Linked DNA regions of Homo sapiens: all the other regions are linked to region 2. Evidence: chromatin loops called from intact Hi-C (ENCODE). Cell type or tissue: PC-3. All regions are shown on one strand. Links, peaks and the distances in the headings refer to the core of each region. The heading gives the core; the rest is flanking DNA. Region 1 overlaps CNMD (chondromodulin). Region 2 holds the start of MIR759 (microRNA 759). Region 3 has its middle 18 kb from the start of LINC00345.

What was found. A loop is a pair of places that touch in the nucleus more often than their neighbours do. Peaks named below come from ENCODE experiments on the same cell type or tissue, not always from the same donor. Only the 100,000 strongest peaks of a DNase experiment are listed, where the experiment ranks them.
Region 1: a loop joins it to region 2, with 15 times the contacts of the local background. A loop is called at or near these places in 4 of 110 quality-filtered maps.
Region 3: a loop joins it to region 2, with 5 times the contacts of the local background. A loop is called at or near these places in 16 of 110 quality-filtered maps.

What each region holds. Positions count from the first base shown.
Region 1 is chr13:52,702,457-52,713,523 of GRCh38, reverse strand. CNMD (chondromodulin) reads left to right here. Exons shown (of 7, transcript NM_007015.3): 5 at 655-808; 6 at 4,822-4,988; 7 at 9,714-10,260. The coding sequence ends at 9,929. Among named protein-coding and RNA genes, the nearest start is that of CNMD, 32 kb to the left of the region's middle. RefSeq lists an enhancer at 758-1,308. In PC-3, for the core only: a CTCF peak has its summit at 5,879 (motif pointing left); no DNase peak of the experiment used is centred there.
Region 2 is chr13:52,804,311-52,815,377 of GRCh38, reverse strand. It overlaps MIR759 (microRNA 759), which reads right to left and starts at 5,328; the gene lies at 5,238-5,328. In PC-3, for the core only: a CTCF peak has its summit at 5,881 (motif pointing right); a DNase peak (open chromatin) is centred at 5,827; H3K27ac peaks cover 643 bases; H3K27me3 peaks cover 707 bases.
Region 3 is chr13:52,612,853-52,623,919 of GRCh38, reverse strand. It overlaps a transcript of HNRNPA1L2 not described here. Among named protein-coding and RNA genes, the nearest start is that of LINC00345, 18 kb to the right of the region's middle. RefSeq lists enhancers at 6,351-6,570, 6,961-7,080. In PC-3, for the core only: no CTCF peak of the experiment used is centred there; a DNase peak (open chromatin) is centred at 6,499; H3K4me3 peaks cover 2,256 bases; H3K27ac peaks cover 801 bases.

The DNA of each region.
Region 1 (11,067 bases), core at 1,058-9,057, 100 kb after region 2:
ACGAAAGGAACAACCTGGCAGGATAAATTTGTCTCCTGGGTTATCAAACCATTCTCAGCATCTCACTGTGGAAGAAAATCCAGGGTTTAACTTTGAAATCTCAGTGGTGTGCTTGATGTGAGGAACATCTGAAATATGTGTTGTTATAGCTGGGAAGTGGAGAAATGGTTTATGTTAAATAATACTTTGAACTGAAGACATTAAAGAACCAATCACTTGCTTTTTCCATTGTTGTTCAGAAGCTGCAGAACAAAACCCCACAAGATTTTCACTTCAAATGAAGGGTTCCTCTATCCTTTGTAGGATTCCAGGGTTCGTTCAATTGCTTTTCCTCAAAAACATCTTTGATCAAAAACATCAGATTAACCTAAATCTCAAAGTTGGTATCAAGTAATTTTCACTTCAACTCAGGGCACTTATATTCACATGGTACAGCTATCCAGAGGCAGGGCAACAGGAGGAGGCGTGCTGAATATTGTGAAAAGAGCTACAAAGAGAAGAGATTAGAACCTTAAAGTGCACACATGTACACACGCATGCTCGGAATTCTCATTAATTTTTTATAAGGCAAAATAACCTTTTAGCAACACATGACTCTTAATACAATTTGTTTCACTGTCCTCTTTGCTCAAATGCAATCGTTTTTACTTTCAGGAAGGCAAGATCATGCCAGTCAAATATGAAGAAAATTCTCTTATCTGGGTGGCTGTAGATCAGCCTGTGAAGGACAACAGCTTCTTGAGTTCTAAGGTGTTAGAACTCTGCGGTGACCTTCCTATTTTCTGGCTTAAACCAACCTATCCAAAAGGTAACATTTTAAATTATCTTAAGCTGTTTACAACTTTCCCTGTTCATGCATGTGAGGTTCCTCCAACCCCCTCCACAGGCCTGAGCATGTTAACAAGGAGGATAAATCAGGATGCATGTCGCAGTGTCTCAGTAATTAGCATGAGAGATGAAAGAGCAGGAAAATGACAGCCCGTGACTATTGAAGGGAAGGGAAGGAGCAGTAGGGTTAACAGGAGGCAGATCAGGAAGACAATGCCATGGCATTACCTGCAGCTTTGGTTTATGACACTCCCACTTCTTTCCACTCTGCCCCTTTATCTCAGTTGTTTGCACCTTCCAATTTTACATTTTTTTTATTTCTAAGGCATAGAATCAAGGGACTAAGAAACTGTCATACCGCCGAGTCTTTATTGTGTTCAAACCTAGAATTATGGGACAGCCAAAAGCTGCTATGGGTATTGGCTGAGATTCCTCTCAAGTTCAGAGCTTGAATATTAGCTTCCAAGTCCAGTGAAAGTAAGTGCAGACTCCCTGGGGTTCACAGCTAGGCTGGAGCATATCTTTGAGCTATTTCTGGGTAATGAAGGGCAGGTGAGCCTGGTGGGCCTCACTCTCCCTCCTGAGTTTCTCCTGTCCCCTGAGTTGTCTCACTATTTCTACTGCAGTCACCACACTGGCCTCCCAAAGGCCTATTTTGTAGCTCTGGTTCAAATGTGGGGAAAAAAAAGGCCTTTCTCCTAGCACAGCTGAGATAGGCTGTTTTCTGAAAGATTTTATGGAAGACTAGCAGACAGCAGCATGGAAATAAAGAAAATATAGGCCTTTAAAACCACTAGGCTTGGTGGGCACACAGGGAAAAAACTGGGCAGTTAGTGTTTAATAGGTACAGTTTCATTTTTTGCAAGATGAAACATGTTCTAGATGGTGGTGATGATTGCACAGCAATGTGAATGTACTTCATGCCACTGAACTGTACACTTAAAAATGGTTAACATGGTAAATTTCGTTATGTATATTTTACAATTTTTAAAAATACCCACCAGGCTTAGGAAGTACAGGTTTCTGATCTGCCACGACTAACTTATTCTTATGGTTCACAAGTCTCATTCTGTCCCAAAGCTGGAGAAGATGGCTCCTCTCCAGCCTGGGTGAGGCAAATAGGATTCAGCGACAAGCCACTGGCAGTAGCTGCCCAGCACAGTGGGCTGAGAAACAGCTGGAGACCACATGCAGGCTCAGTAAGAAAGAATTCCAAACTCAGTCAGCAGGGGCTGGCTGGCTGAAGGGGGCAGGAGAGGGGCTGCCAAATGGGCTGTGCTGTTGCCATTCCTGCTCTTGCTCCTATGGGTGGTCACAACTCACAGTTCTATGATGGCTTGCCAAGTTCTGGCTTTCTGTTCCACACCTGCCACCACCTGGGTGGGCCTTCTTACTTTCTGTCGCCCAGGAACTCCCATCTTTTCCAGCTGAGGACAAGAGTCTGCAGTGTGCTACCAGTTAGAGCTCTCCCTAATCTCATTGAGGACAAGCCTCTTACCCAGAGAGTTCATTCACTCATTTGACAGACGTTCATGAGGGCCTAGTACGTGCCATAAACTTGTTGTAGGTATTTGAGGTGCATCCGTGAATAGAACAGACAAGAACCCGTGCCCTCAGGGAGTTTTGCATTGCAGCAAGGGGAGACAGTAAATAAACACTAAATTAAAATAAGAAAATTGTATAATATGATACAAGGTGCTATGGAAAATGCCAGTGCAGGGCCATGGGGTGGGCACTAGAGATCGGAACACAGCATTATTGGCAATGCTAAGACAACTGATAGGATGAGTAATTTCTCACTTGGGGAAAGAGCTTCTTCCCTACATATCCAAGATGTGGCTTGTTCCCTCCCAGCCCAATAGCGTGACCACATTTTAAGTATTCAATCACCACAACATCCATACAAGAATTACACATATTATGTACACAAGAAAAGTGGAAAACACCTCAATGCCCCCAGATTAGAAAAGGTAAATGTTGATTATATCCATAAAATGGAATATCATAGATATGAAAAATGGATTCCCCCATCTCTCATAAGTACAGTTATATTTTACAATACAATCAAGAAACTCTGATGATGCCAGGCTTCCTACCACCTAATTCTAATAAAAGCACCACACTCCAGGGTCCAGCGGCCCATGCCCTTGGATCTTGAAGCCAGCAGGTCATCAGTGTCACACAGCTGTATTATCAGAGACACGGGGAATGACAGCTGGACACAGGTCAGAGGGGAACGGGGAGAGCTGACACCTGCTGAGCTCTGTGTGTCAGGCATGGTAGTAGAGAATTACGCTTTGTCCTCATTTAATCTTTGCCAACAACTGTTGGGGTAACTACTCGTTCCCGTTTTATAGATGAAGAAACTAAGGTTCACAGAGATAAGTAATTTGCCTAAGGTCATTTAGTTAGTTAAAAGAAGCAGAACTGTGATCAAATCCAGGTCTCACTGGTGCCTCTCCAACCATGCTATCTGTGGAAGCTACCAATGGCTTTAAAGCACATCTTAGTTCTCCTAAATAACAAAGCATGATATAATCCTCATCACCTAATAGTTCAGTGCTTATTATATGCAACACACTGCTTAAACCTTTAGACAGATTCTCATTAACCCTATCACTACCCTATGAATTAGATATTACTATTATCCCCATTTTACAGATAACGAAACGGGCTCAGAGAGACACCAAAATCCAAGCTGTGTGGTACTTTCTACTTTTTTTTGAGATGGAGTTTCACTCGTCACCCAGGCTTGAGTGCAATGATGCAATCTCGGCTCACTGCAGCCTCTGCCTCCCAGGTTCAAGCGATTCTCCTGTCTCAGCCTCCCAAGTAGCTGGGATTACAGGTGCCTGCCACCACGCCCGGCTAATTATTGTATTTTTAGTAGAGATGGAGTTTCACCATGTTGACCAGGCTGGTCTCGAACTCCTGACCTCAAGTGATCCGCCTGCCTCAGCCTCCCAAACTGCTGGGATTACAGGCATGAGCTACTGCTCCTGGCCTGTATTTTGGTTAATTGGCAGCCATCAGCCCTGCTGCAGGGCCCATGAGGCTATGTGGTAAACTAGAGCCAGGGAGTTCGCACTGGGCACCTACCTATGCCACCCATTCTGTGATCTTGGCCAAGTCACTTGGCCTTTCTGAGGCTTGATGCCCTCATATATAAAAGCATTTGCTTTTTCTATCCCATAGGATTTTTAAAAAGAATAAACCAAGATATTTCCCTTGCAAACTGTAAAGCTTTATACTGATATAGTCAATCCATTAGAAATACTTAGGGCTACAATTAACAGAATATTTGATCAACAGTGGTTTCAACAAACACAGGTTTATTTTTTTCATATAGCCAGAAGTCTAGAGAGAGGAGGTTTTTGACACTATCAGCTACTCAATGATACCATCAAGTCTCTTTCCAGTTACCATTTTACTACCTGTAGCATGCTGGCTTATGGTGCCTATCACTTCATAGTCACAAGTTGACTCTCATAACTCCAGATATCACATCTGTGTTCAAGAAAGGAAAAACAAGACAGGGAAGCCTATCTGTCCCCTTTTACCGAGAAAGCAAAAGCTTTCCCAGAAACTGCACTAGCGTATTCTGCTGATGTCTCCCTGGTCAGATATGTCTCACCTGGCCACTTCTAATTGCAAAGGAAGCTGGGGAAATGAATGGTGTTTTATTTTCTCAGCCCCAGTAGTGAAGGCAGACCAAAAGAAAGGGGGGAGGTGGTCTTGAGGTTTGTCAGGCCATCTTACAATGTCATCTTCAATTAGTATTACAAAACCAAATTCAGATTATCTGTATGTTTAACTATTAGCCCAAGACTCTAAAACATGTTTTATTACTACAAACATCAGTACAAAAATTTTAAGCCATCTGGTTATGCACAAATTTTGATATCCTTTTCTTATGTTTTTCACCCTGATAAACACAGATCTAATTTCCTTAATTATTCAAATAAAGGGATTAATTTACAGAAATTTTTGCAGAAATCCAGAGGGAAAGAAGAGAAGTGGTAAGAAAAATTGTTCCAACTACCACAAAAAGACCACACAGTGGACCACGGAGCAACCCAGGCGCTGGAAGACTGAATAATGAAACCAGACCCAGTGTTCAAGAGGACTCACAAGCCTTCAATCCTGATAATCCTTATCATGTGCGTTCCGGTGCTTTTTGACATGATTAGACAAATGCATTAAACATAGTGCCAAGGCCGGGCGTGGTGGCTTACGCCTGTAATCCTAGCACTTTGGGAGGCAGGGGTGGGCAGATCACGAGGTCAGGAGTTCGAGGCCAGCCTGGCCAACATGGTGAAACCCTGTCTCTACTAAAGATACAAAAAATTAGCCAGGCATGGTGGCACACGCCTGTAATCCCAGCTACTCCGGAGGCTGAGGCAGGAGAATCGCTTGAACACAGGAGATGGAGGTTGCAGTGAGCCGAGATTGGGCCACTGCACTTCAGCCTGGGTGACAGGGCGAGACTCCGTCTCAAAAAAAAAAAATAGTGTTGAAATGGTGTTTGTACTTGAGGTTTCAAACGCGCATATAAGTATTCAACTTAGACTTTTATTCAATTATTTTAAAAATACATTTTCATTTGTTGCAAAGTTGTTTTTTTGTTGTTGTTTCACTGCCTGGGAATCGCCTCCCAGGTTCAAGCAATTCTCCTGCCTCAGCCTCCCAAGTAGCTGGGATTTCAGGTGCCCACCACCATGCCCAGCTAATTTTTTGTATTTTTTTTTTTAGTAGAGACAGGGTTTCACCATGTTGGGCAGGCTGTTCTCGAACTCCTGGCCTCAGGTGATCCACCTGCCTTGGCCTCCCAAGATGTTGTTGGGATCACAGGTGTGAGCCACCGCGCCCAACCTTTTGCAAGGTTTATAATTAAGGGTAAGAACACTTAAGCATTACCTCTGTAGTGTAAAATCCTGATTGGCTGGTAACCCTTATTATTCAGTTGTTTTCTGTGCTCTCCTTTTTTTGAGTCACAGGCAAATTCATGAAAACAAATTCATATCAGGAATTTGATTATTTGAAAATGTTTCCTAGAGTGCTCCCTGGAGGCAACATATGGAATGGAAGTATTCTCTTTCCCCCTTTATATCCACTTTATTCAACAGGCAGTCATTTAGGCACCTGCTCTTTCCCAGGCTCTGTGCACAGGCAGGAGACTGTGCCCTCAGGGGCTCAGTCCAGTTAGAGGATAGAGCCACACTTAGATGTAAAATGCTTTAGGCTGAAACACTGAAAAGTGATGTTTGTGAGGATGACACGAGGTGTCATCTGCCCTCAGGGGCTCTCACTTCAGTTAGAGGATAGACCCACACTTAGATGTAAAACGCTTTAGGCTGAAACACTGAAAAGTGATGTTTGTGAGGATGACACGAGGTGCTAAAAACTCAAATCTTCCACAAAATATTTACCATTATACTTTTCAGGGAGCGAAAAAGTAGAATAGGTATTTATTTGTAGCTAGCTTTTAAAATAAAAAATACAGGCTGGGCGCGGTGGCTCACACTTGTAATCCCAGCACTTTGGGAGGCTGAGGTGGGTGGATCACCTGAGGTCAGGAGTTCAAGACCAGCCTGGCCAACATGGTAAAACCCCGTCTCTACTAAAAATACAAAAAATTAGCTGGCACAGTGACGTGCACCTATAGTCCCAGCTACTCAGGAGGCTGAGGTAGGAGAATCACTTGAACCCAGGAGACTGAGGTTGCGGTGAGCCAAGATCACGCCATTGCACTCCAGCATGGGTGACAGAGTGAGACTTCAACTAAAAAATAAATTAAATTAAAAATACATGCAGAAATTTTTTAAAAACAGTACAAAAGGATATATTAAGAAAAGTGTTTCCCTTCCACTCCAGACACCCTCCCCAAAGCAAACTATTAACAATGACTATTTGTCCAGTTTCTTTGCATAAGTACACACCCACAGACACACACACATACACACACACACACTTTTAACACAAAACTTTTATACCTTGCTTTCTTTCCAGTTACAATATTTTGGAGATTGTTTTCCTACATAGTACCTCATTCATTTAATGACTACTATTCATTTAATAGTAACTCATTGTATACATAAATGTACAGAAATTTAGTTATGCTTTCATGGCTATAAATTATTTCCCTGTCTTTTGCTGTTTGCAAATACTGTTACAGGATACAATCTTGTACATGACTTACAGGATTATGAGGAGTAAATAAAGGTAATGCAGGTGGAGCTCTTTTAGCACAGGGCTTGAGATACATAGGTGAACAGTAACTTTCTCAATATTAGCTATTAGTATTGTGCCTCTTTGTACACACATGGAAGTCTACCTTTAGCATAAATACCGAAGCATGAGTCTGCTGCATCGAAGTAGATTTACATTTTAATGGAGGATACCAAATTGCCTTTCAAGGAATTACATCAGCCCTATGTCTGCAAACAGTAATGAAAGGACCCACTTCTTACCAAACTTAAAAAAAACTTTCACCAATCTCTTGGGTGTAAATTCTATCTCCTGGTTGTTTATCTTGCTTGTCTTTAATTATGTGTAAGGGTGAGCATCTTTTCATATACTAAGTCATTTGCACGTTTTTCTATGTAGCCTATTCAGTCCAACACTATTTCAGGTGTTGCAAATATATTTCCTAGTTTATCATTTTAAAAATATTTTAGAAAAGCTTGGAGCAAGAAGTATTTTCTAAACAACCAAAGGCTTATCAGAAAATTCAGGATGCCACAATACTTTACTACCTTAGCTTGAAGAAGAATAAAAAGAATCTGAATAGGCAAATAAAATTTAATACTGTTTATTCCCTAGAGAGCTGGGCTGGCTGAATCTGGCTCAAGGGGTGAGGGCATCAGCCCCTTTATAGACAGGCAGGATATGACTTTGCCTTGGATCCAGTCTTGAGTGACCTTTATCCCTTGAAAAACTCCAATTATATCAATTTTTTCCTTTATTATATGTTGGACTTTAAGCAGAAATGGTTAAAGCATTTATCTCCATGATCTCATTCAGTTATTCCTTTAAAAAACATATCTTAGGGTAACAACATGAGATTTCCTCCCAACCTTTCAATCCTAAAACTTTTGTCAGGTCCTCAGATAAGGAAGTGCCTCAACTGACAGGCCTTTTAACTCTCCCTGCCTCATAATTAATAAATGAGGTTGTTGTCTTTTTGCTGTCCCAGATTAACCTATTCAAGAAATAAGGTAAAGAACAGAGTGAGTCTGATGAATTAAAAAATGAATGCTTTAAGAGTAAGATAATAAATATTTTGATGACATAACTTGAATATGGGTTGTATCAGATCATGTTGTTAATTTTGTGATAATGGCAATCTGGTTGTAAATTTAGGAAAATATCCTTATTTTGGGGGGCACATTCTAATGTATTTATGGAAGAAATGTCACAATTCCTCCAATTCTCTTTAAATTCACTTCAGAATTTACTTTAAAATACTAGTTTTGCTTTGATGGACATATAAATTATTTCCCTATCTTTTGCTGTTGCAGGAAGGGGAAAAGCAAATTTGACAATAGGTTAGCAATTGTCCAATCTAGATGAGTCTATTGGTGTTCAATCTATAATTTTCTCTACTCTCCAGTATGTTTGAAATTTTTTTTTTTTCCAAGACAGAGTTTCACTCTTGTTACCCAGGCGGGAGTGCAATGGCACAATCTCAGCTCACTGCAACCTCCACCTCCTGGTTCAGGAGATTCTCCTGCCTCAGCCTCCTGAGTAGCTGGAATTACAGGTGTCCACCACCACGCCTGGCTAATTTTTTAGTAGAGATGGGGTTGGTTTCACCATGTTGGCCAGGCTGGTCTCAAACTCCTGACCTCAGGTGATCCACCCACCTTGGCCTCCCAAAGTGCTGGGATTGCAGGCATGAGCCACTGCGCGTGGCTGAAATTTTTAATAACTCCCCCCACTCCCCGACATCCCAAATTAAGATTAAAGACTTTGTTTAAACACCAGAATCAGCTAACTTTAGGAAAGAATCTTAAATTGAATCAAGAATTTAAAGATAAGGGTTTCTTGGGAATGCACTTCAATACCATATTAAAAATAATGCAGAATCTCCACCCTTACAAGTCCCCAAAAAGGAAAACCAAATATGTAAACCGGGCAGGGTTGGAGGGATGGGAGTTCCTTCCAGTTCTGTAATCTCACCAGCAGTGAAAATGGAGATTTTTACTTCACCAATGTAATCTTGTGTTTATATATTTACATAAAAAACTAGAAGGCAAAGTTTAAGGCCTTGAATTTTACATGTTTTTGTGGAGTCTTTTCCTGAGACCCCTTTGTCCCTATAGAGATAACATCCCCATTCTGTTACTGAAATGAAAGCAGGAGAAAACTAAATGACTTGACAGTGTTCTCAGAGCCAGTGCAACTGGAATTGAAATCTGTCTTTAGCCTAGATTGATGAGTTTCAAAAAGTGCTTCTAGAGCCCTGGAAGCTATTACTGCAAGAAGCCACAAGCATTCCACTGACTTAGAATTAGCAGTGGCAGAAATGCTACTTTTTATCATAATGCTTCCTTCTTGCTTTCCTACTTAAAACAAGCTGAGTTACTAAGTGGTAACCATAGTTCATTAAAGGCATGGAGAAACTTCAGGATATCGTTTTAAAAGACAAAACAACTTTCTAGTCAGTGACAGGTGAGGTAGGTGTAGATTCCTTGGTGTCAAAAGGAATTATGAATGACAGCAGTGAACATGAATTATGAATGACAGGGTAAACAAGATCAAACCCTTTACAGATTACACCTTCCTGTAGCAGTGAAAAATTCAGAATCTTATTTAAAAATAACATGCATGCTATGACCTTCCCACTATGCAGTTATCACAAATAATTATCTTTTATTTCACAGCAGCAGGAAGGGGAAAGCATGACATTCGACCCTAGACTGGATCACGAAGGAATCTGTTGTATAGAATGTAGGCGGAGCTACACCCACTGCCAGAAGATCTGTGAACCCCTGGGGGGCTATTACCCATGGCCTTATAATTATCAAGGCTGCCGTTCGGCCTGCAGAGTCATCATGCCATGTAGCTGGTGGGTGGCCCGTATCTTGGGCATGGTGTGAAATCACTTCATATATCATGTGCTGTAAAATAAGAACTAGCTGAAGAGACAACCAAAGAAGCATTAAGGCAGGTTGATGCTGATAGGACCACAAAATATTTTTACACTCAACCTGAGCGGTTATTCTTGACACTCTTAACAGAATTTTTTCAATTGTTTTCCAGAACTTTAGTATATGCAAATGTACTGAAAGGGTAGTTCAAGTCTAAAATGCCATAACCCCTTTATTATTTGTTATTTTTTATTTGCATTGCTTTGCCATAAGTCTTCCCTTGCTTGTATCTTCCAAAGCTATTTTGAAATAAACATGAAAATTTACAGTTTGCCAAAAATCTCAATTGTACACTTGAGCTCCTTTTAATTAAGTCATGATGAAAATAAGTCATTGTTATTTGTACAGAATTCCTCAACTGTTCTTAATCTTTTTTGTCCCCAGAATTCCCAGATAAAAACACACAGAAAAAGGAAAGGATATATAATGGAATCTACCTAAAAGTGAACATTTTTAGCCTCAATCTGGAAGCTCATGGGGAATTATTTGAGTGCACTGGCATGTGACCTGTGTTAAGAGTCACCTCCAGGGAAACAGCACTAGGATAAAGAAAAATGCAGTCGAAGATAAATCAGACTTGTGGGGAGGAAGGACTTTATTGACATTCTGAAAAGCAGGTCTTCACACCTTTCTCAATCTGTTTTCAGTAAGTGGTCACTGGGCATGAAGAAGCATAATGATTTTTACCTTTGTAGTACAAATCAGGCTGCGGCTGTAGTCCAATTACCAATAAGTTACTCTCCTAGTTACAGGGCTGACAGTGTTGCTTGGCAGATACAGCTGAGGAGGAATAGCTTATTTATGTATAATGACATAAAGTCTCTCAGGAACAAGGACTGTCTTTAGAAATTGAAATATTAGATCAAGAGGATGAGCAGGTATTTTATATTTTTGACATTTCAGTTTTGCATCCCACCGTTTGATAGATAAACAACTTTCCTAAGGAAAATAGAAGTTTTCCAAAACACAGATTCTGAGACGACAGAAAGGTCTTGATGCCATGATCTCACTACACTCTCATATTCAGAATATACCTTATTATTGTGTATTCCACAGTAAATCCCTAATACTGGTGTTTTCCAATTAA
Region 2 (11,067 bases), core at 1,506-9,505:
TGCCTGAGCCTGCCCCCCCACCCCCGCCGCCGGCTCCTGGGCAGCCCGAGCCTCCCGGAGGAGCTCCGCTACCTGCTCCACAGCGCCCAGTCCCATCGACCGCCCAAGAGCTGAGGAGTGCGGGCGCATGCCCCGGAACTGGCAGGCAGCTCCACCTGCCGCCTGGTGCGGGTTCCACTGGGTGAAGCCAACTGGGATCCTGAGTGTGGTGGGGACTTGGAGAGTCTTTATGTCTAGCTAAATTGTAAATTTAGCTAGGGATTGTAAATACACCAATCAGCACTCTGTATCTAGCTCAAGGTTTGTTAACACACCAATCAGCACCCTGTGTCTAGCTCAGGGTTTGTGAATGCACCAATCAGCACTCTGTATCTAGTTAATCTGGTGGGGACTTGAAGAAACTTTATGTCTAGCTAAGGGATTGTGAATGCACCAATTGGCACTCTGTATCTAGCTCAAGGTTTGTAAATGCACCAATCAGCACTCTATGTCTAGCTCAGGGTTTGTAAATATACCAATGGACACTCTGTATCTACCTAATCTAGTGGGGACTTGGAGAACTTTTGTGTCTAGCTCAGGTATTGTAAAGGCACCAGTCAGCACCCTGTCAAAATGGACAAATCAGCTCTCTGTAAAAGAGACCAATCGGCTCTCTGTAAAATGGACCAATCAGCAGGATGTGGGTGGGGCCAGATAAGAGTAAAAGCAGGGTGCCCGACCTAGCAGTGGCAACCAGCTGGGGTCCATTTCCACCCTGTGGAATCTTTGTTCTTTCGCTTTTTGCAATAAATCTTGCTGCTGCCCGCTGTGTGGGTCCACACTGCCTTTATGAGCTGTAATACTCATTGCAAAGGTCTGCAGCTTCACTCTTGAAGCCAGTGAGATCACGAACCCACGGGGAGAAATGAACAACTCCAGACACGCTGCCTTAAGAGCTGTAACACTCACTGTGAAGGTCTGCAGCTTCACTCCTGAGCCAGCGAGACCACCAACCCACCAAAAGGAAGAAACTCTGAACACATCTAAACATCAGAAGGAACAAACTCCAGACACACCGCCTTTAAGAACTGTAACACTCACCGCAAGGGTTCTCGACTTCATTCTTGAAGTCAGTGAGACCAATAACCCACCAATTCTGGACACACTTTCATACTCTAGGAAGAAGTCAACTCCCTGGAACAGTGGCTCCTGTAACTGCATCTAAAATAGGTTCCCTCCTTTCCCACCCATATTTTCTAATTCAATATTCTGTTTCCTCGCTTAACACAACTTGTAATTATTTTGTTTACTGTTGGGTATTTTTGTTTGTTTTTGTTTTTATCTGTCTTCCCGACTAAATTGTAGGCTACAGGAGAGAAACATTTCTTACATCAGCCTCTATTTGTTAAACTTACTTAAACCATAGTGTTATTAAGAAGTAGACTGGGCACGCTGGTGGCTCGTGCCTATAATCTCAGGAGTTTGGGAGGCTGAGGTAGGTGGCTCATTTGAGTCCAGGGCAACATGGCAAAGCCTCGCCTCTACAAAAAATACAAAAAAATGATCTGGGCATGGTCACACGAACCTGAGTGCTTGGAGTCCCAGCTACTCAAGAGGCTGAGATGGGAGGATCTCTTGAGCCCAAGAGGCAGAGGTTTCAGGGAGCCAAGATTGCACCACTGCATTCCAGCCTGGGTGACAGACAAAGCGAGACTCTGTCTCAAAAATGAAAATAAAAAAAGGTAAAGTAATTTTCCCCAAGCCAACAGTGAAATATTCAAGGTTAGGAAAAGAAGGGAGATGTAAAAGCAAACAACCTGGAAAATCCTCACACTGTATATCATTTCATAAACAATCAAAAGTTAAATGTTGAACCAGAGATCTCACTTCTGTGTTCTCTACACATTCTCTTCTCAAGAAACGGCTTTCCCAGCCTTCTGCTGAAACCTCTGGCCAAAGATAATTGATCTAAAAGAGGCCACCTGATTGGACCAATTTGGTCAAATAACCATCTTTAGAATAATCCTATTGGTCAATCAGAATTGCTTATTGGGGGAATTTGGCTTGGGGATTCTGGGATTCTCTGAAGATCAGGGAAGAGGCAGAAATGCTTGGTGCATGTGTGACTTAAGAAAACCACTCAGCCGAGAAGAGAAAAATAAGCTGACAGAGGGAAGCAGGACCCTGAGGCCTCTTGGTGGCTTTCAGTTCAGGAACTGAGCCCCATTCAGCCCCATGGGAGCCCCACTGTTGTCTCTGCCCCTGGACTCTGTGAGACAAATTTTTCTTTTTGCCTAAACCAACTTGAGCAAATTGTGGCCAAACAGCCCCTGATGAAGGCAAGTGTAAATTGTTATTTCTCACCTCTTCGTGTGTGTGTTGTGTGTGTGCGTGTACTGAGGGAGGGACTATTTGACCTTATTCCCAAGGCCTTCCCCTTGGTATATGGAGATGATAAATTCTTTCTTACAATTAGGTCATGTGTTACACACCAGCAGCATAAGCCATGGGGTATCATTTCTGAGACACCCCAAAAGCCCTTTGCGTTCTCTAAACTCCTCCTACTCTTAAAATTGTACCATTTCCATTTAATACTTGGGCTTAAATCTTGTCTTCCTGAAACACTGTTTCCTGGTAAACAGGTTCCTTATAAGCAGAGACTGGCCCTATTCATATTTGAGTTCTCACTGCACATAGACTGGTATAAGAGTGGAACCTGGCAGGAACTCCAGTTGGAATAAATGAATCAAATGGGAAAATATGGTGAGGAGGGAAAGTCGTGGGTGCCACACTCAGACGTCCTCAACTTCACCATTTTGGGCTCAACTAATTTCAATCCTAGGTGAGTTGTAAGATGACAGTTACAAAGAATTGAAAATTCCTGAACTGGGTGACAGACTCTACATCTGTCTTTGCAGTTTCCATTTACTTTTACAAGCATTAATGCCACCTGGCCAGATTCATTTAAATGAAGAGGAGCAGAAACGTTTATGTGCACAAGGGAATGGAAAGGCATAGAGGGGGAAGAAAAGAAAAAGAAAATTGCCGGGCAGAAAGGTGGAGTTATCTCAATGTCTCCCTCCTGCTTTCTCTCTTCACCACCCTTGCTCTATTTCATAAGTTTTATTGCCATCTTGACATTATCTAAATTATGATTTGAAATTCATTCAAGCAGACTAACTCGTGGTTATATTTGTAAAATTTGAAAAAACAAATTTAATTTCTTTCTTCAGGAAAAAACGAGTCTGATAAATACAACTAAGGGACTGTTCATGTGCACCCAGTGACTGGAACAAGCAGATGCATGTTTTTAATATCCATTCTCATAAAAGCCTGGAGGTTAGCCTCTCAACAGCACCCTGCAGGATTCCACACCATCTTTTCAAAGCACTTCACTAATGAGCTGCCATCATTTGTGCAAACAGCCTTGTGAGAAGGAGGAGGTTGTAGCTGTTCCATTTACAAATGAGAAGAGTGAGGTTTGAGGAAAGTAGACGAGTTTTCCCAACTGTGCAGTAAACCCAGATAGGGCTCGAAGCTCTGAGCTCCCTGCACTTGATCCCATGAGCTAGGTTACTATTTGAAATGAGACTCCTTCAGACAACGAATTCTTAGATTCTGATGTCACTAAAATGGGGTAGAATGAAGAGAGAAATTCCACAAATGGAGATAGACTTAAAGCATATGATATACAACATCCATGGACTTACATCCAAGGCAAATATGCAATTTTTTTTCACATGGCTCATGGACAAAGGCTTTAAGAAAAATAATAGCAGTCTCAGGAATCATGTTCTTCCTAACAAACATGAGCGGCACACTATTCTATGTGGATGTAGGCCCAAGGAGTATTTCTGTATGCTATTCTGGGTCCAGCACAGGATATGAGTTTAATTGGAACTGTTTTAATTCACATCTGGAATTTTCCAAAGAATAGCTCATTGACTAATTGGCCCCTTGAGTTAACAAATGGTTGCTATTTTGATGACTGAGTTTTTTTTATCTGTAACAACTTTTTTTACTCCGTTCAGTTCAACATACATTTATTGGGCAAGCAACAATGCTGGATATTGGGCAAGGCAAGGAAGGATAGAGAAGTTGGGGAACAAAGATAAATAATATGCAGTCTGTTGCCTCCAGAAACATAAAGCCTATTTGCATAAATAACTGATTTAATTATAAGGCAAATGGAATTTGATACTATAAAGGAGGCAAAGATATGCGAAGGCAGAGGAAGAAATAATGAGTGTTATAAAAGGTAATCAAAAGGGGCAAGAGGCAGGGAATTACAAGGCTTCATGAAGGAGGCAGCCTCTGAGCTAGGCCATGTAGAATGCATACAATGTCAATAGGTGAAGGAGAAAAGAGAATTCTAGGCAGAGGGAACAGGACAGAAAAGACACAGATGGAAGTAGAAAGGCTATGAGTGACTAAGTTGGAAGTGTAGGTTGAGGTCAGGTTGTGAAGGACCTTGAATTGAGTTCTGCAGGCAGTAAGGAGTCACCAAAGATTTTTGAGTAAGGGAGCCAAGTGCTCCCCTGCCAGCCTGAAACAACTGGGTTACTTCTAAGAAGCAATGAACTATTAGCTGATGTAAATCATGCTATTTGGGGGCCTCTTTGCTGCATCAGCTTAGCCTTACCCTAACCAATAAAAAGGCCCTCATTTTACAAATGAGGAACCTGAAGCTTAGAGGAGACAAGTGACTTAACCAGCATCATGTTACCATAACTCTACCACGTAGAACCAGGGCCAGACAGGAAATCTGGGCCTAGATATTCCATAGCCCCAAAAGATGTGATGATGGTGGCGGTGGTGGCAGTGGTGATGGTAATATGATGGTGATGATGGAGATTTTTTGTTTTCGATAAACTGGTGTTTCAAGGTTTTGTTTTTATACCTCTTCTTTACATTTTTCTATTTTTTAATGTAAAAGCATGGAACAGATTCGCCATATAATCATTTTAATCAATTTTCTGCGGTGATAACTTCCCTGCAACTTAATTGGCAAAGTTGTTTCCCAGACTAAAAGTACTATGGCATCATCTAAAAGTCACCTCAAAGAGACAGAACAATTCATTAAAAACCACTAATGTCTGCAGGGTTTAAAGATGTTAAGTGTTCATTTGGAGAATGAGAAATCAACGCACATTGACTTTTGCCATCCGGGTTTGTCACGCTCTGTGTCCGTGGGATGACTCACATTGCTAAAGCCCAAGTTTAATTAACATGCTTATTCTGTGCCGCTACTTCCATTCTAACAAATTAAATGTTTAAACAGCCAGTGCAAACATTTAGATCTGAGTCAAAATTGTTTGCACTCTGCCAGTTTAGGCATTTAATTTATTATAATCCTTTCCATAATATATACTTTGAAAGTCATTCTTTTGCACTGAAAAATATTGTTAGTATTTCAACTGATGCTATTGAATCTGAGACTATCAGAATGTGACGTGAGAACTAAATTGGACTGCAAATAAGGCCAATAAATGAGATAATAAATGAATCCTCATCTATCCTAACTTCCTCAATTGACCAAGTAATAATAATGACAGGTGCCAACTCAGGCCTGACTTTTGTCCCATAATCTCTGCTCTTGTGGAGAGATGCTATAAGATGAGACAAGGATCTTGCAAAGCTCGTAAACATTTCTTCTTAAGAGCCTTTCCTGGATTCTGACCTCTTCCTCCCTGCAGATGTTTTTTCAACATACAGAATTTTGCTAGCTTTCAACAACTTCCCCTTCCCTGGGCTAAAGAAACTGAAAATGCAATGGAAGAGAAATTATAACAAAAGCTTCATTGACGCAATGCTGACTGCACTGATAAAGATCTCAGGCAAGCAGCCAAAGAAGCTAGACAGAGAGAGGTTCCCAAGGAATGACCCTGTTTGGCCCCAGGTGACCACAAGGTGGCAGTGAAGGTCTTCTTCACCCTCCCCATTGGCACCACCCTCCCAGGCCCCGACCCCCAGGCACTGTGCCTCTTCCCCACTGTCTCCCAGGGAAACAAATGGATACACCCAGATCTAAAAAGCTGACACTTTTACATTTTTAATAAAGATAACTTGTGTTTTATTGTGAATAACATGGAAACTGGAAAATGATTGAAAATTTCCCCCAATAGCCCTTGCTTGAAGAAAATGGAGCATGGCGTTGGAACCAAGAGGAAAATATTGTAGAGTAATAGATGCTGGTCATGCAAACTCATTAGATCTCAGCTTCCTCATCTACAGAATGAGAGGTTAGGTTCCTCTCATCCCTGAGGTTTCTTCCAGTACCCTTCCAGAGACAATAGCATGGATCAAACTCATCAACCAAGGGAGAGGGGTCAGTTTCAGGAGACACCAATTGGTTTGTTACTGTGTGCTAATCAAGGTCACGTGCCACTGAAAACCTGAATGCATTCACTCTCTGATTCTTCAGGCTTCCATCTCCTGCTCAGAAATCATTCAAGGTCTTCCACAAAACATTCCAGATTGTTTATACTTTGAGATTGAATTATATAGAGTCAAGCTTGGTCAGATTTTATAATGAAGCTATATCTACCCAAAAATTGGCTGGTGAAGGAAAGGAGGAAATCGTTGAATCTAGCCAATTTGTTGTTTCTGAAAGCAATCAACTCAGATCAATCCAGCTTTGTTTGTTTTTCCAAATAATGTAGGTCATTTAGACACACGATAGGGCTTTCTCCTAGAGCCACCTCAAGGAACTACCCATTCAAAAGGGCTTTGTTAAATGAGAATGGATGCCTGCACCTCAACACACGCTCACTATTTAAATGCCAGGAGGGTTAACTGAGAAGTAACAGACAAAAGTCTTCCCACTGAATATCTATGCTGAGGCATTTTTAAATGTTTTTAATGTCTAAGGGTTGTAATTAAGTGAGGCATTAATTAGCTTTTCTAAACCACTTTTTAAAAAGTTAATCATAATTAGCATTAATTAAATACTATGTTCCAGACAATGTGTTAAGCACATTATATGTATTACCTCATCAATTCTTATTCCAACCCTATAAAGAAGGAACTGATACTTCCCCAATTTTATAGATGCAGAAACTGAGGTTTCAGGAGATGAGGTCACCTATCCAGGTTCACACGGCTGAAAACCAGGTATGCATGCCTGATTGCAAAGTCCCAGCTCTCTCTTTTTTTTTTTTTCAGACAGAGTTTCGCTCTGTCGCCCAGGCTGGAGTGTGGTGGCAGGATCTCGGCTCACTGAAAGCTCCACCTCCCAGGTTCACGCCATTCTCCTGCCTCAGCCTCCTGAGTAGCTGGGACTATAGGTGCCCGCCACCATGCCTGGCTAATTTTTTTTTTTTTTTTTTTTTTTTTTTTTTTGGATTTTTAGTAGAGACAGGGTTTCATCGTGTAAGCCAGGATGGTCTCGATCTCCTGACCTCGTGATCCACCCGCCTTGGCTTCCCAAAGTGCTGGGATTACAGGCATGAGCCACCACGCCTGGCCACAAAGGACCCAGCTCTTGAAGGAAGTTTATCCAGCCCCAATTCCGTTTTTCATGTCTTCATAATCCCCGAGGATGTTTTTTTTGTTTTATTTTGTTTTTTTGAGATGGAGTCTTGCTCTGTTGCCCAGGCTGGAGTGCAATGGGGCAATCTCAGCTCACTGCAACCTCCACCTCCCGGATTCAAGCGATTCTCCTGCCTCAGCCTCCCGAGTAGTTGGGATTACAGGCGCCCACCACCACGCCCAGCTAATTTTTGTATTTTTAGTAGAGATGGGATTTCGCCATATTGGTCAGGCTGGTCTCAAACTCCTGAACCCAGGTGATCCACCCGCGTCAGCCTCCCAAAGTGCTGGGATTACAGGCATGAGCCACCACGCCCGGCTGATTCCTCTTTTTTACTGGCACCTGTGTCAGTATTACACATTTATAAGTATTTTAATATTTCTAAAATGAGACCAACTCATCAAAAATTTGCAGAGGAAATCCCCAACTCCTTATAGTGGAAAGAGTACCAGGGTCGCTTAGGGTTGCTCTCCATCTCTGTACCATTTACAAATAAATGCTGCTGGTCCCAGGCTCTGCATCAAATTTACCACCTAAGGAGATTCCACACTCTTCAAGGAATCCACCACAGTGGCCTCAGCTATCTTTGAACTGCCTTTCCTCTTGTCTTAATGCTCAATGAACACAGAGAACAGCCAACTTTTCCTTCTGATTCTGAACTTGAGGACGATCAAGAAAACACACGATTTTTTTTTTTTTTTTTTTTTTTTTTTTTGAGACAGGGTCTTGCTCTATCTCCCAGACTGGAGTGCAGTGGCACGATCTCGGCTTACTGCAACCTCCGCCTCCTGGGTTCAAGAGATTCTCCTGCCTCAGCCTCCTGAGTACAGGGATTACAGGCGCACGCCACCATGCCTGGCTAATTTTTGTATTTTAGTAGAGACAGGGTTTCACCATGCTGGTCATGCTGGTCTCAAACTCCTGACCTCATGATCCACCCACCTCAGCCTCCCAAAGTGCTAGGATTACAGGCATGAGCCACCACACCCAACCGAAAACACACAATTCTTAAGCAAGATATGACTTCAAGAGGTCCTCCAATCCTGTCTTCTGCTTCCAGACAGGGACTGTATAACTAAAAACAAAAAATCACCAAATATGAACAACCATCACTAACTTTTTTGGACATTCATGAGAGTGCAAAGGGTTCTACCTGTATCAGCTCATTTTACAGTGGGGGAGTTTGAGGCACAGAGAGGAGAAGTGATTTTCCCAAAGCCATATAACTAGGCAAGGGTACAGGTGGAATTAGAATCAACTGTCCCCTGAATTTTATTTGCTATATCTCTATTCCTTCTCCCTGGCCTAGGTTGATGTGGGGAAGACAGGAGCAGGCACCTGGAATTGTAGAATCATGGGCAAAGCACCAAAATGGTAGTAAACACGGGTTCCTGAGCCACCTTTGCCTCTAACTGGCTGGGTTTCTTTAGATGAGCTCCCCCCATGCCTGGGCTTCAGTTTCCTCACCCTCAGATTTCCCTAAAGGCCTTTTTTTTTTTAACTCTAAACTTCTAGGATTTGGGTTCAACAAGGTTAGTTGGGAGAAAAGCAGGGCAGAAACGTAGCAAGTTGGGAAACCAGCGGACCAGCTGGTGGCCACAGCTGTCCTGTTCATTCTGCTAGAATTCCGCACCAGCCAGTGACTTTTCCTCCCATTCTCCACATTATGCATTCACATCAGACCTCTGTTTTATCTTCAGCATGTTAGTATTACACATTTTTATTTTGCCAGTTATCTCTTCTATTAACCCGGGCACTCTGCAAAATGACTTGTCATTAATAACGTGAACTGGCTTTTTCAGTTTAGACAGAAAGGAAGATATGGAATTGAAGGAACCGTGTTATCTAATGCATTTTCAAAGAGATTTGTTTGATGAGAGTGCTTGTTAGAAATACCTAAGCAGAGAGCATCAAATCTTTGACAAAATATATATTCGAAATATTGCATAGAGGACTTTTAGGGATTAGAGTCTATCAGCATGCATTGCTTCAAATTTTCGGATGAAATTTTAGCAGCAACTATATTAGAATCTTGTAATCACATTCACGAATGCCAACGCCCAGATCACAAATGCCATCCCTACTGGATATGGATTTGAGGGTATTTTTTTTCAGGAAGGTATTGTTAGCTTTAGGGTCTAGTCTGCTTGCTTACCTTTTTAAAGACAAGCGCAGAATTTTAGAATTGGGAGAGTCCAGATAGATTATTCCCAATCCCCCTGTTCCATAGGTTAGGAAATTGCACCCAAGTACAGGAATGTCCCAAGGTCATACACCACAATGCATAGCCAGGACTCAGACCAGCTGCTTGATTCCTAGTCCCTCACTTCCACCCTTATGCCAACTGTCATGTTCTGCAAAAGGACAGAACCAGAAACAAAGGAGCATCAGAAGACTATGTCATTAATCAAATGATCTCTGAGCCAGAGATGGATGTCCTACAGTGCTCAATCAGAGCTTCAGAAAAGGGTAAATAGATCCGATATAGGGAACCTCTGTAGACCATGGGGAGCAACTGGGGAGGGTTAAGCTAGTAACTAATGCCCCGGGAGCAGAGGCCAAGCCTGGTGATTGACTTGGGAGCAGAGATTTATGTGGAATATGCCTCATATAGAGATACTGACGGGACTTTGGCAGGTAATGCAATGGGGAAAGAATGGGCTGTGGGGTCATGGGAGCTTTGATTGTGAACCCCAGCTGTCTCTCACTGCCTATGACTTTGGACAGCTACCTTGCTTCATCTCTCTGAGCCTCAGTGACCCCATCTGCAAACTGAGACATTTTTGTGTGCTGTATAATGCTGTGAATGTGTAAATTTTAATACTGTGGCTTACATTTGTAAGTATATATTTATGATACAGTCATAACTGGCCAACAAACCACAGTTTGCATCCTTTCCAGGGACACAAGCAGCAAACTGACTCAGGGATGTAGGGCTTGGGCTTGAACTCCTACAACCAAAGTGGTCACAAATTATGCAGTGTGGGCATGGGTTCCCAGTCCCAACCTTTCCATTCCACCAACCCACTATTCTGCCTAATCTGCCTACATTTGTTTACATTGATTCAAACCCCATCAGAGCCAGGGAAGACACTGTTGTTATTGAAGGGGAGGCCCAGGACTGGCAGAGGGGATGCACTAAACAGCCCCTGTGGGTGTGGAGGAGAGGGCAGGCAGAGCAGTCTGCCCTGGGAAGGCTGGGAGGAACCTGCCATGGGTTTGGACAGGCAGGCAAAAGACAGCTGCCCTTTCTGAAGGCATGCGCCCTCCAAGGCCTGCCAAAAGGTCAGCTTACCATAGAGGACCCGAAGTGAGCCCAGAGCCTTTTAGGAACACATCTGCTATTCATGTATAATGTAACTGGATCAACTCTGAAACCAAGAGGCTTTAACCGCAGAGCTTGTCTGGAGGGAGATAATGAGGAGGAAGAAAAGGCCAATGAAAACAGAAAGTCCAGATAAAAAGCCCAGAAACAGATTAGGTCATCCCAGGTTTATTGTCATGGAAGAACCATTTCTCCAAGAGTGAAAAACTTGCAGCCCAGTTGCTAAACAAAC
Region 3 (11,067 bases), core at 2,074-10,073, 190 kb after region 2:
AGCCTCAGATTTCTAAGTCTTCCAACTGAGGACCCAGACATCATAGAGCACAGACTGGCCTTCCCCGCTGTGTTCCAGCCAAACTGCTAACCCACAGAATCTGTGAGCATAATGAGTGAATGTTTTATGCCACTAAGTTTGGGAGGTAGTGTAACTATGGTAACCATATCAATGGGGATTTAATATATAATACAAAGAAAGAAAAGCAGGCTATGCATGAAGCTATGATGACAGTGCCTCATGAAGCAAAGATCATGACTCATCTAATCCCATGCATCCTGGAAGTCCTTGAAAAGCGGGGAGGGGAGGCAAAAATCATTAAAAGACACCTTTTAAAAACTCAAAACAGATGCACCTTGTTCACCAGTCTTTTGATGTAGGACCAAAGCCTCTTTTTTAAACACAGGACCACTGATAAAAGGTTCTAAGGCATATATTTTACATACATCACACCCATCCTGCAATATTTTCAATTTTGGTTTAAGTGGAAAAGTGGAGCAAGAATGTGAGATAGCTTACAAAGCAATCTAAGGGTATGATGCTCCTGCGTATGTATATTTGTCTCACTCATGCCTAATTGGAAAGAAATTGTTTACGTGACCTTTACTGACTCTTTCCAAAGCATTCAACTCACTTTACCATTTCTGTAATAGTTAATTAAATTAAAATAAAGGGCATGAGGGGTCATAAACAGGTCTGGTAGCCTTAAAAATGCCATTCTTGATATGTATTTATATGTTTGTGTTATTTACTTCCACATACTTATATGTAACTGTTTTGTTTCTAAAGAGTAGGACGAGGAGGAAGTACCTATTATGGGTACTGATTGTCTGAATTAGCTTACTCTACCACCCAATTATACTTTCCAGAGGTATTTTTGATACCATGTAGAAACCAAGAAGTTCCATTAAAATGTTAAATCATTCTGGAAAACAGAAGCCTATATTATCTGTTTGTTCTGATAAGGGAAGTCAGTGATGGGTATCCTAAAGCCACACACCTTACTACTTGAATTAATGACATCCCTGAAATACATCATTATGTATCATTAAAAAAAAAAACTGCCATTTAACCTACAACACAATGCCAAGATATTACTGATTGCACTTAGAATTAAATACTCTTTTGACAAGCACAAGTAATTACAATGCTCTGAGGAAGCCAGGAAAGCTGAAAGCACGGATAGTTATTGGTCACAGGAAGTCATACAGAGCAGTTGTAATCAACGTGCTAAACTTTATTCCAGAAAAAATTTTTTAAATGGAAAATTTCAAATAAGTGAGTCCTTTACAGACATGAAGCTACCTTCAAATCAAGATGTAAATGATATTGTTAATTAACAGCTTAAAGAGGCAGTTAAGTAGCAGTTAATAACACCAATAAGTATGTAAGAGTGTAGAATTCTCAATGAGATCACTTCTCTCTTCCTTTCACTGGATTGTGTACAGATATCCTCTTGTTATTTAAATATAATACAATTACAGCATTTCTCAAGTAATTATTAGACTCCCTGTGTTTATTAGCTGATATTTTTTTCTTCATTAATTCAATATCTCCCAAGTACTTGTACTAAAAACATTTTTTGCAAAAAGAAAAAGCTTACTGGAATTTTAAAAATTACTTTCAAACAACATTCAAATTACAATTAAATTTACCTCTTCTTTGGAGCATGTCCTAAAGCTCTTTGAGGCCCGCCAGTTGTAGCTTTTAAGTGAACTTCTGTTGGGTGGCTTTGTTGTTTGTACATTTACTGTGCTCAATTCAACTTTCGTGCCCTTAATAATGTCTAACAAGTCTTTTTCTCTGTTTTCCTTTACACTGTCTTGGTTGTCTGAAGTCTCCTTGGAAGTCTCAACAGTTCACACTGCTCAACTTTCTTGCTACAGATAGCGCCGTTAGTGCCAAAATATCTTTGGATATTATTTTTTGTCCTGGAAAGATGCATTAAAGAAAAAAAATGAAAAATACAATGCAGGCTAATAAAGCAAAAAACCGTGTATCTAAATTTTTTTTCAATTCAAGCCCTTTCCATTTGCTTTTTATAATTATTAACAACCATAGCAGCAGCAACTTACCATTTATTAGCACATACTATATGCCTCAACCTCGTGCAATATGTTTTATGCACATTTCTCATACCCACATTAACTCCCTAAGGTCTCCATTTTGCAGATAAGGAAACTGAAAATCAGAGAAGTAACTTACCTAAGGTCATGCACCTCACAGCCCATTAAGGCCTAAGACACACTGGGGTGCCACAAATAAGTAGAGGTATGCTGAGATATTGATCACCTGCTCCTTGGGGTGGCCAGGGGAGGCCTGGGGGTGCTGGTGCTCCCAAATCTGTTCCTTCCCACCATTTACCCCAGAGTTCGGTAGAAAAACTCTGACATGGTTAATAAATGACAATTTATTATTCTCAAACCCAGATCTGACTGACTGCAAGTCCTTGATCTTAACATAACACCTCTTTAAAAAGTTATAATTAAATAATACAAAAATAAATTTCTATCAAAAAGATTACTTTAAAAAAAACTGAGTGGGTCTTGTTTTAATCTGATCAACATTCTCATCAAGCTACATGCCACTTAACCCATAACCACTTGTAAGCTAAGCTAAAATGGAACAGAAAAGAAAATAATCGATGGCTATAAATGTCATTTTTGCTTTCCTCATTAGATACATTTATGAAAGAGAACACCACAAATGATTACATCTATACTAGACTCATGCAAAAGATGTCCTAATTCTAAGTAACTCAAATATCCAGTTTTATTCTGTGGAGTTAAAAACCTCTTTTGGCACTTGATTACTAAAGAACTTTAAAAACTCTTTGAATGTGTTAGTTTCAGTAAGAGGGTATAATATATTTAAAAATCATTCATTAAATATAGTGAATATCTACTCTGTGCTGGGCACTATACTAGGTACTGACAATATATTAGTAAATAAGAATTTCATAGTCCCTACTTATATGAAGCTGATGTGCTACAGCACTGCTTCTCACACTTTAATATATATAGAAATTATTTTTTTTTTTTTGAGACAGGGTCTCGCTCTGTCACACAGGCTGGAGTGCAGTGGCGTGATCTTGGCTCACTGCAGCCTCGACTTCCCCAGGCTCCGGCGATCCTCCCACCTCAGCCTCCTGAGTAGTTGGGACTAATTTTTTGTAGAAATGGGTTTCCCATGTTGCACAGGAACTCCTGGGATCTGCCCACTTAGAACTCCCACCACCCACCTAGGCTTCCCTAAGTGCTGGGATTACATGCCTGGGCCACTGTGCCTGGCCCACAGAAAGTATCTATGCTCCTTGCTAAAATACAGATTCTTTGGTCCCACCAAACTACTCTGATTCAGTAGCTGTTTCCAGGAGACACTTGAGAATTTGCATTTCTAACAAGCTCCCAGGTGTTGCTAATTCTGCTGATCAGGGGACCACATTACAGTAGCTATGTTACCTATGTTACTTAATCCTTACAATCTTAAAGGATAGGTTTTATTATTCTCGTTTTACAGAACAAACTGCTGCCCACAGACGTTAGGTCAGTGGTTATGAATCTCTAGAGGTTATACAAATCACATAGGCAGCTGACTTAAAACACAGATTCCTAAGATTCTTAGTTTGTAAGTTTGGAATGGGGTTCAGGAATCAGCATGTTAAATAAGACCCAGGTGCTTCTGATGCAGGTGAGCTCAAGAGCCTGTATCAGACCTTAGGTTAAATACTATATCAAGTTCTCAAAGCCAGAAAATAGTAGCCACAGGCTAAGGACACTTGCATGAAAGAGAAAACGGCAATTTCAAAAAATGCTGAAACTATCTGATCTGCTTATGAAAACGTCAGAGGCTATCAAATCAGGCACTTTAAAATTAGAATGAAAAAACAATTGCCAAACTAGTATCCTCATAATAAGTACACAGGACTCTCATAATATTCAATATATGGTACAATCTAAGAAAATAATTATTATTCTTTTTTTTTTTTTTTTTTTTTTTTGAGACGGAATCTCGCTCTGTCGCCAGGCTAGAGTGCAGTGGCGCGATTTCAGCTCACTGCAAGCTCCGCCTCCCGGGTTCACGCCATTCTCCTGCCTCACCCTCCCGAGTAGCGGGGACTACAGGTGCCCGCCACCACGCCCGGCTAATTTTTTGTGTTTTCAGTAGAGACGGGGTTTCACCATGTTAGCCAGGATGGTCTGGATCTCCTTACCTTGTGATCCGCCTGCCTCAGCCTCCCAAAGTGTTGGGATTACAGGCGTGAGCCACCACGCCCAGCCTATTATTCTACACTTAAAGTTAACACTGGTCAGGTGCAGCGGCTCACGCCTGTAATCCCAGCATTTTGGGAGGCCGAGGCGGATGGATTACCTGAGGTCTGGAGTTCGAGACCAGCCTGGCCAACACAGTGAAACTCCGTTTCTACTAAAAATACAAAAATGAGCCAGGCGTGGTAACGTACGCTTGTAGTCCCAGCTATTCAGGAGGCTGAGGCACAAGAATCGCTTGAACCAGGGAGGCAGAGGTTGCAGCGAGCCAAGATCCTGCCACTGTACTCCAGCCTGGGCCACAGAGTGAGACTCCATCTCAAAAATAATTAGTAATAATAATAACAATAAATAAAGTTGGCCGGGCGTGGTGGCTCATGCCTGTAATCCCAGCACTTTGAGAGGCCAATGCGGGCCGATCACCTGAGGTCGGGAGTTGGAGCCTGGCCAACATGGAGAAACCCCATCTCTACTAAAAATACAAAATTAGCTGGGGCATGCCTGTAATCCCAGCTACTCAGGAGGCTGAGGCAGGAGAATCGCTTGAACCCGGGAGGCGGAGATTGTGGTGACCCGAGATCGTGCCATTGCACTCCAGCCTGGGCAACAAGAGCAAAACTCCGTCTCAAAAAAAGAAAATAAAGTTAATATTAAAGGTACTTTAACAGAAAGGTGGTAATCAGGGGAATGAATCTCACATATAATCTTTACTACAATGTTTCCTTTCAAGACTGCTTTCATACCACAGAAAGCAATCTACATTACAGGAAAATTATGTATAAGTAACTCCATAACACTAACATAAAATTCTAAACCTAACCTCCCACCTGAGTTTGTTTCCACTGACAGTATCTCATCAGTACTTCAAATGCAACACCTTCAAAACGACATTTAAGACGTCCCCTTTCAGACTGATTTTCCATTTTTCACACTTCTATATTAAAATGCCCCCTGACATAAACAGATTTTTTCTGTTTTCCAAAAATTATAACATACGTAAAAATCTTTCTCAACCCCGGATCTGCATTCTTCTGCTAACGTTAAGGATACCATAATCCTCCAAAGCAGCCAGTTGAAATCTTTGCTATCTCTGACCACCCTACCATTATCCCATGATGTCACATCCCCTTAATTCTACCTGGGCAATTTTTCTCCTCCATTCAGCTGGTCCTTCCCATCTTCACTGCTACTAACCTGCTTCAGCACTGTACTTAACTGGCTTCTGAGTGTTATGCATGGAAGTTACACAGTGGAATTAGGCTTTCATAACAATAAAGTACTCGGAGGATAAACAGCAAAACCAAGTATGCTGCAACACGTTTTCTTTCCTGGCTAACTTCAACCAGTGGTCCTTCAGATTTCATCAGACTTTTCTTCCAGAAAGGATATCCTGAGTCGCCCCTGCAATGGTTAGGTGTCCCTATTTGCTCCTCCAGCAATTACTTGTTGGATGAATGGTGTACTCTGTGCTTCCATACACTATCTCAGCAATTACTTCACTACACAGCACTTAAATTGTCTACTTGCTGGAACTACACGCTCCGTGATGACAAGACTGTCTTACTTGGGGTTTATGACCAGTACTGGCACGCTGTAAAGTTTTCCAATAATGAACTAAAGAATAAATGAAGGAAACAGAAATGAGACTATCACATAAATCTTGGGAAGCAAAAGCTAAAACAACTTCGCTTTTGGAGCTTGGATAAACTGACAGGAGTTGATGACAAGACGAATGAGGCACAGCGACCCGGCTTGTAATTGGAGCTCTGTCTTCCACGCACGCTATGTTTCCTTGGGCAAGTCATCTTATCTTTCTGGGATTTTTCTTTTCTCAGATTTAAAGCAATAGCTTCTAAAACCCAGCAGGTAATAACATCGACACCAGGAAGTTGGAGGATAACTGAATGTACAGCACGGGGCACAGGGATGCCCGAGGACCTGCGGAGCCAAAAGTGCTGAACTGCGGTACCTGACAGTTCCACGCCGAGCAGCGAGTAGCAAAATTGCAGCCGCTGATGTCTCCGGGCTTCCAGGGGACAAAGGGTGGCAGGAAAGGGTGCGAAGAGGTAGAAACGCCGAGACTCTAGGAAACACCGCGGAGACATAAAGCCATCCAGGAGAGCAACTGAACAGTGCGCCCCACGCCAAACACATCCCCCGCGCTCTCTTCCGTTTCTGGTCTGGCGGGTTCCTCTCCCTTTGCTTTCCGGTGGGCAACTGAGGTGGGTAACTGTATTCCGGACTCGCCCGCGGGCCGGGCGGAGCCAGCTACCTCCAGACGACCCCACCTACCCCGCGATTCTATTCCTAGAGGCGGAGTCCTCGCCAGTGTTCAGTAAGGTTCGCTGGCCTAGGAGGATTCCAGACCGCCGAGACCGCCGAACAAGATAGTGGAGGGCGTGATCAGTTGTGCAAAAACTACAGATGATCAGTCTGTTTTTATGTTGTTGTTTTTCTGAGACTGACTCTCCCTCTGTCGCCCAGGCTGGAGCGCAGTGGCGCGATCTTAGCTCACTGCAACCTCCGCCTCCCGTGTTCAACCAGTTCTCCTGCCTCAGTCTCCTGAGTAGCTAGGATTACAGGCGTGCGCCACCACGCCCGGCTATTTTTTTTTTCTTTTTTGTACTTTTAGTAGAGACGGGGTTTCAGCATGTTGGCCAGGCTGGTCTCAAACTCCTGACCTCGTGATCCGCCCGCCTCGGCCTCCCAAAGTGCTGGTATTAGAGGCGTGAGCCACCGCGTCTGGTGGTTTCTTCACCCACACATCTGATGCCTCAGCTGGAGTAACTGGAAGAAACAGGGGCTAGCTGAATCTCTCTCCACACCTTTGCCCCGTGCTTTTTTTTTTTTTTTTTTTTTTTTTTTTTTGAGATGAAGTCTCACTCTGTTGCCCAGGCTGAAGCACAGTGTCGTGATCTTGACTCACTACAACCTCTGCCTCCCAGGTTCAAGCTATCCTCCTGCCTCAGCCTCCAGATTAGCTGGAGATTAGCAGCCTCCAGATTAGCATACGACACCACACCTGGCTACTTTTTGTATTTTTTTAGTAGAGACGGGAGTTTCACCATGTTGTCCAGGCTGGTCTCAAACTCCTGACCTCAGGTGATCCACCTGCCTCAGCCTCCCAAAGTGTGGGATTACAGGCGTGAGACACTGCGCCAGCTTGCCCCATGACTTTTGTACCTGGCTGGGTTGCACTTCCTCACAGCATGGCATCTCAGCATATTTGGACTTCTTTTTATTATTATTATTATTTTTTTTTTTTAGTCTCTCTCTCTCTCCAGGCTGGAGTACAGTGGCGCAATCTCAGCTTACTCCAACCTCCACCTCCTGAGTTCAAGCAATTCTCCTGCCTCAGCTTCCCGAGTAGCTAGAACTACAGGCATGCACCACCACGCCCAGCTAATTTTTGTATTTTTAGTAGAGATGGGGTTTCACCACATTGGCCAGGATGATCTTGATCTCTTGACCTCGTGATCGGCCTGCCTCGGCCTCCCAAAGTGCTGGGATTACAGACGTGAGCCACTGGGCCTGGCCTATATTTGGACTTCTTACAGAGCAGCTGGCTTGCCTTAGAGTGAACATTCACACCAGACTAAAGCTGCACAGCATTGAAAGTCACATGACATCACTTTCATTTCATTCTATTGGTGCAAAATGGGTCACAGGGCCAGTCCAGATTCAAAGTGAAGGAACCACACTTCCCTGAAAGTACCAGCAGCAGTGGCCACTGGGGGACGATTTTCAGAGAGTTGCTACCACATCCTAGAAAACTTTGAATTAGTTAATTCCATTCATTTCATCAGTATTTTCTTTAAAAAACTGTTTTAAATTATTTTTAAATTTTTTGTGGGTACATAGTAGGTGTATATAGTTATGGAATACATGAGATGTTTTGATATAGGCATGCAATGCGTATTAATCACATCATGGAGAATGGAGTACTCAAGCATTTATCCTTTGAATTACAAACAATTCAATTACATTCTTTAAGTTATTTAAAAATATACAATTGTTATTGACTACAGTCACCCTATTGCGCAATTAAAATAGGTCTTATTCTTTCTATATTTTTTGTACCCACTAACCATCCCCACCTCCCCTCCAACTCCCCACTACCCTTCTCAGCCTCTGGTAACTATCCTTCTACTCTCTATGACCAGGAGTTCAATAGTTTTGATTTTTAGATGCCACAAATAAGTGAGAACATGAGACGTTTGTCTTTCTTTTCCTAGCTTATTTCATTTAGCATAATGACCTCCAGTTCCATCCACGCTGTTCCAAATGCCTGAATCTCATTCTTTTTCATGGCTGAATAGAACTCCATTGTGTATATATACCACATTTTCTTTATCCATTCCTTTGTTGATGGGCACTGAGGTTGCTTCCAAATCTTAGCCATTGTAAACAGTGCTGCAACAAACATAGGAGTGTGGATATCTTTTCTATATTCTGATTTCCTTTCTTTTGGGTATATACCTAGGAGTGGGATTGTTGGATGATGTAGTAGCTCAATTTTTAGTTTTTTGAGGAACCTCCAAACTGTTCTCCATAGTGGTTGTACTAATATACATTCCACCAACAGTGTACAAGTGTTCCCTTTTCTCCACATCCTTGCCAGTATTTGTTATTACCTGGCTTTGGATATAAGCCATTTTAACTGGGGTGAAATGATATCTCATTGCAGTTTTGATTTGCATTTCTCTGATGATAATGATAAGCACCTTTTCATATGTCTGTTTGCTATTTGTTTTCTTTTGAGAAATGCCTATTCAAATCTTTTGCTCGTTTTTTGATCAAATTATTAGTATTTTTCCTATAGAGTTGTTTTATTTATTTTATTTTATTTTATTTTTATTATTATTATACTTTAAGTTTTAGGGTACATGTGCACAATGTGCAGGTTAGTTACATATGTATACATGTGCCATGCTGGTGTGCTGCACTCATTAACTCGTCATTTAGCATTAGGTATATCTCCTAATGCTATCCCTCCCCCCTCCTCCAACCCCACAACAGTCCCCAGAGTGTGATGTTCCCCTTCCTGTGTCCATGTGTTCTCATTGTTCAATTCCCATCTATGAGTGAGAACATGCGGTGTTTGGTTTTTTGTCCTTGTGACAGTTTACTGAGAATGATGATTTCCAATTTCATCCATGTCCCTACAAAGGACATGAACTCATCATTTTTTATGGGTGCATAGTATTCCATGGTGTATATGTGCCACATTTTCTTAATCCAGTCTATCATTGTTGGACATTTGGGTTGGTTCCAAGTCTTTGCTATTGTGAATAGTGCCGCAATAAACATACGTGTGCATGTGTCTTTATAGCAGCATGATTTATAGTCCTTTGGGTATATACCCAGTAATGGGATGGCTGGCTATAGAGTTGTTTGAACTCCTTATATATTCTGGTTATTAATCCCTTGTCAGATGGGTGGTTTGCAAATATTTTCTCCCATTTGGTGGGTTGTCTCTTCACTTTGTTGACTGTATCCTTTTCTGTGCAGAAGGTTTTTAAACTTGATGTGATCCCATATGTTCATTTTCACTTTGGTTGCCTGTGTTTGTGGAGTATTACTCAAGAAATTTTTGCCCAGACCAATGTCTTAGAGATTTTTCCCAATGTTTTCTTGTAGTAGCTTTATAGTTTGAGGTCTTAAGTCTTTCATCCATTTCGATTTGATTTTTCTATATGGCGAGAGATAGTGGTCTAGTTTCATTCTTTTGCATGTGGATATCTGGTTTTCCCAGCACCATTTATTGAAGGGACTGTCTTTTCCCCAGTGTATGTCTTGGCACCTTTGTTGAAAGTGAGTTCACTGTAGAGTGTGGATTTGTTTTGGGGTTCTCTATTCTGTTTCATTGGTCTATGTTTCTGTTTTTATGCCAGTACCATGCTGTTTTGGTTACTATAGCTCTCTAGTATAATTTGAAGTCAGGTAATGTGATTCCTCCAGTTTTGTGCTTTTTGCTTAGGATCCCTTTGGCTATTCTGGGTCTTTTGTGGTTTCAGATAAATTTTAGGATTCTTTTTTTTCTATTTCTGTGAAGAATGTCATTGGTATTTTGATAGGAATTGCGTTGAATCTGTAGATTGCTTTGGGCAGAATGCACATTTTAACAATATCAATTCTTCCAATCTATGAATATGGAATGTCTTTCCATTTTTTAATGTCCTCTTCAACTTCCTTCATCAGTATTTTATGGTTTTCATTATACAGACTTTTCACATCATTCATTAATTCCTGAGTATTTAATTTTATGTGTGGCTATTGTAACTGGGAGTACTTTCTAAATTTCTTTTTCACATTGCTCACTGTTGGCATATAGAAATGCTACTGATTTTTTTTTTTTTTTTGAGATAGTGTCCAACATGGAGAAGCCCCATCTCTACAATGGGGCTCTAAAAATGCAAAATTAGCCAGGTGTGGTGGCATATGCCTGTAATCCCAGCTACTCCAGAGGCTGAGGCAGGAGAATCGCTTGAACCCGGGAGGCAGAGTTTGCAGTGAGCCGAGATCGCACCACTGCACTCCAGCCTGGGCAACAAGAGCGAAACTCTGTCTCAAAAAAAAAAAAAAAAGAAAGAAAAAGAAAAATAAATCAGAATATTGTTTCCAGCTATTAATAATTCATGGTGCTGCAGACCTCTTGAATCATCATTAAAAGTCAGAAATCTAAGTGAAAATAGTGTTGCTCTTGCATTCAATTGTATTATAAAGCACTTAGCACTGGATATTATGAAGAGTTTTTCTGTGTTCCAAAGTATAGCATATCTTTGGAGGAGTCCAGCAT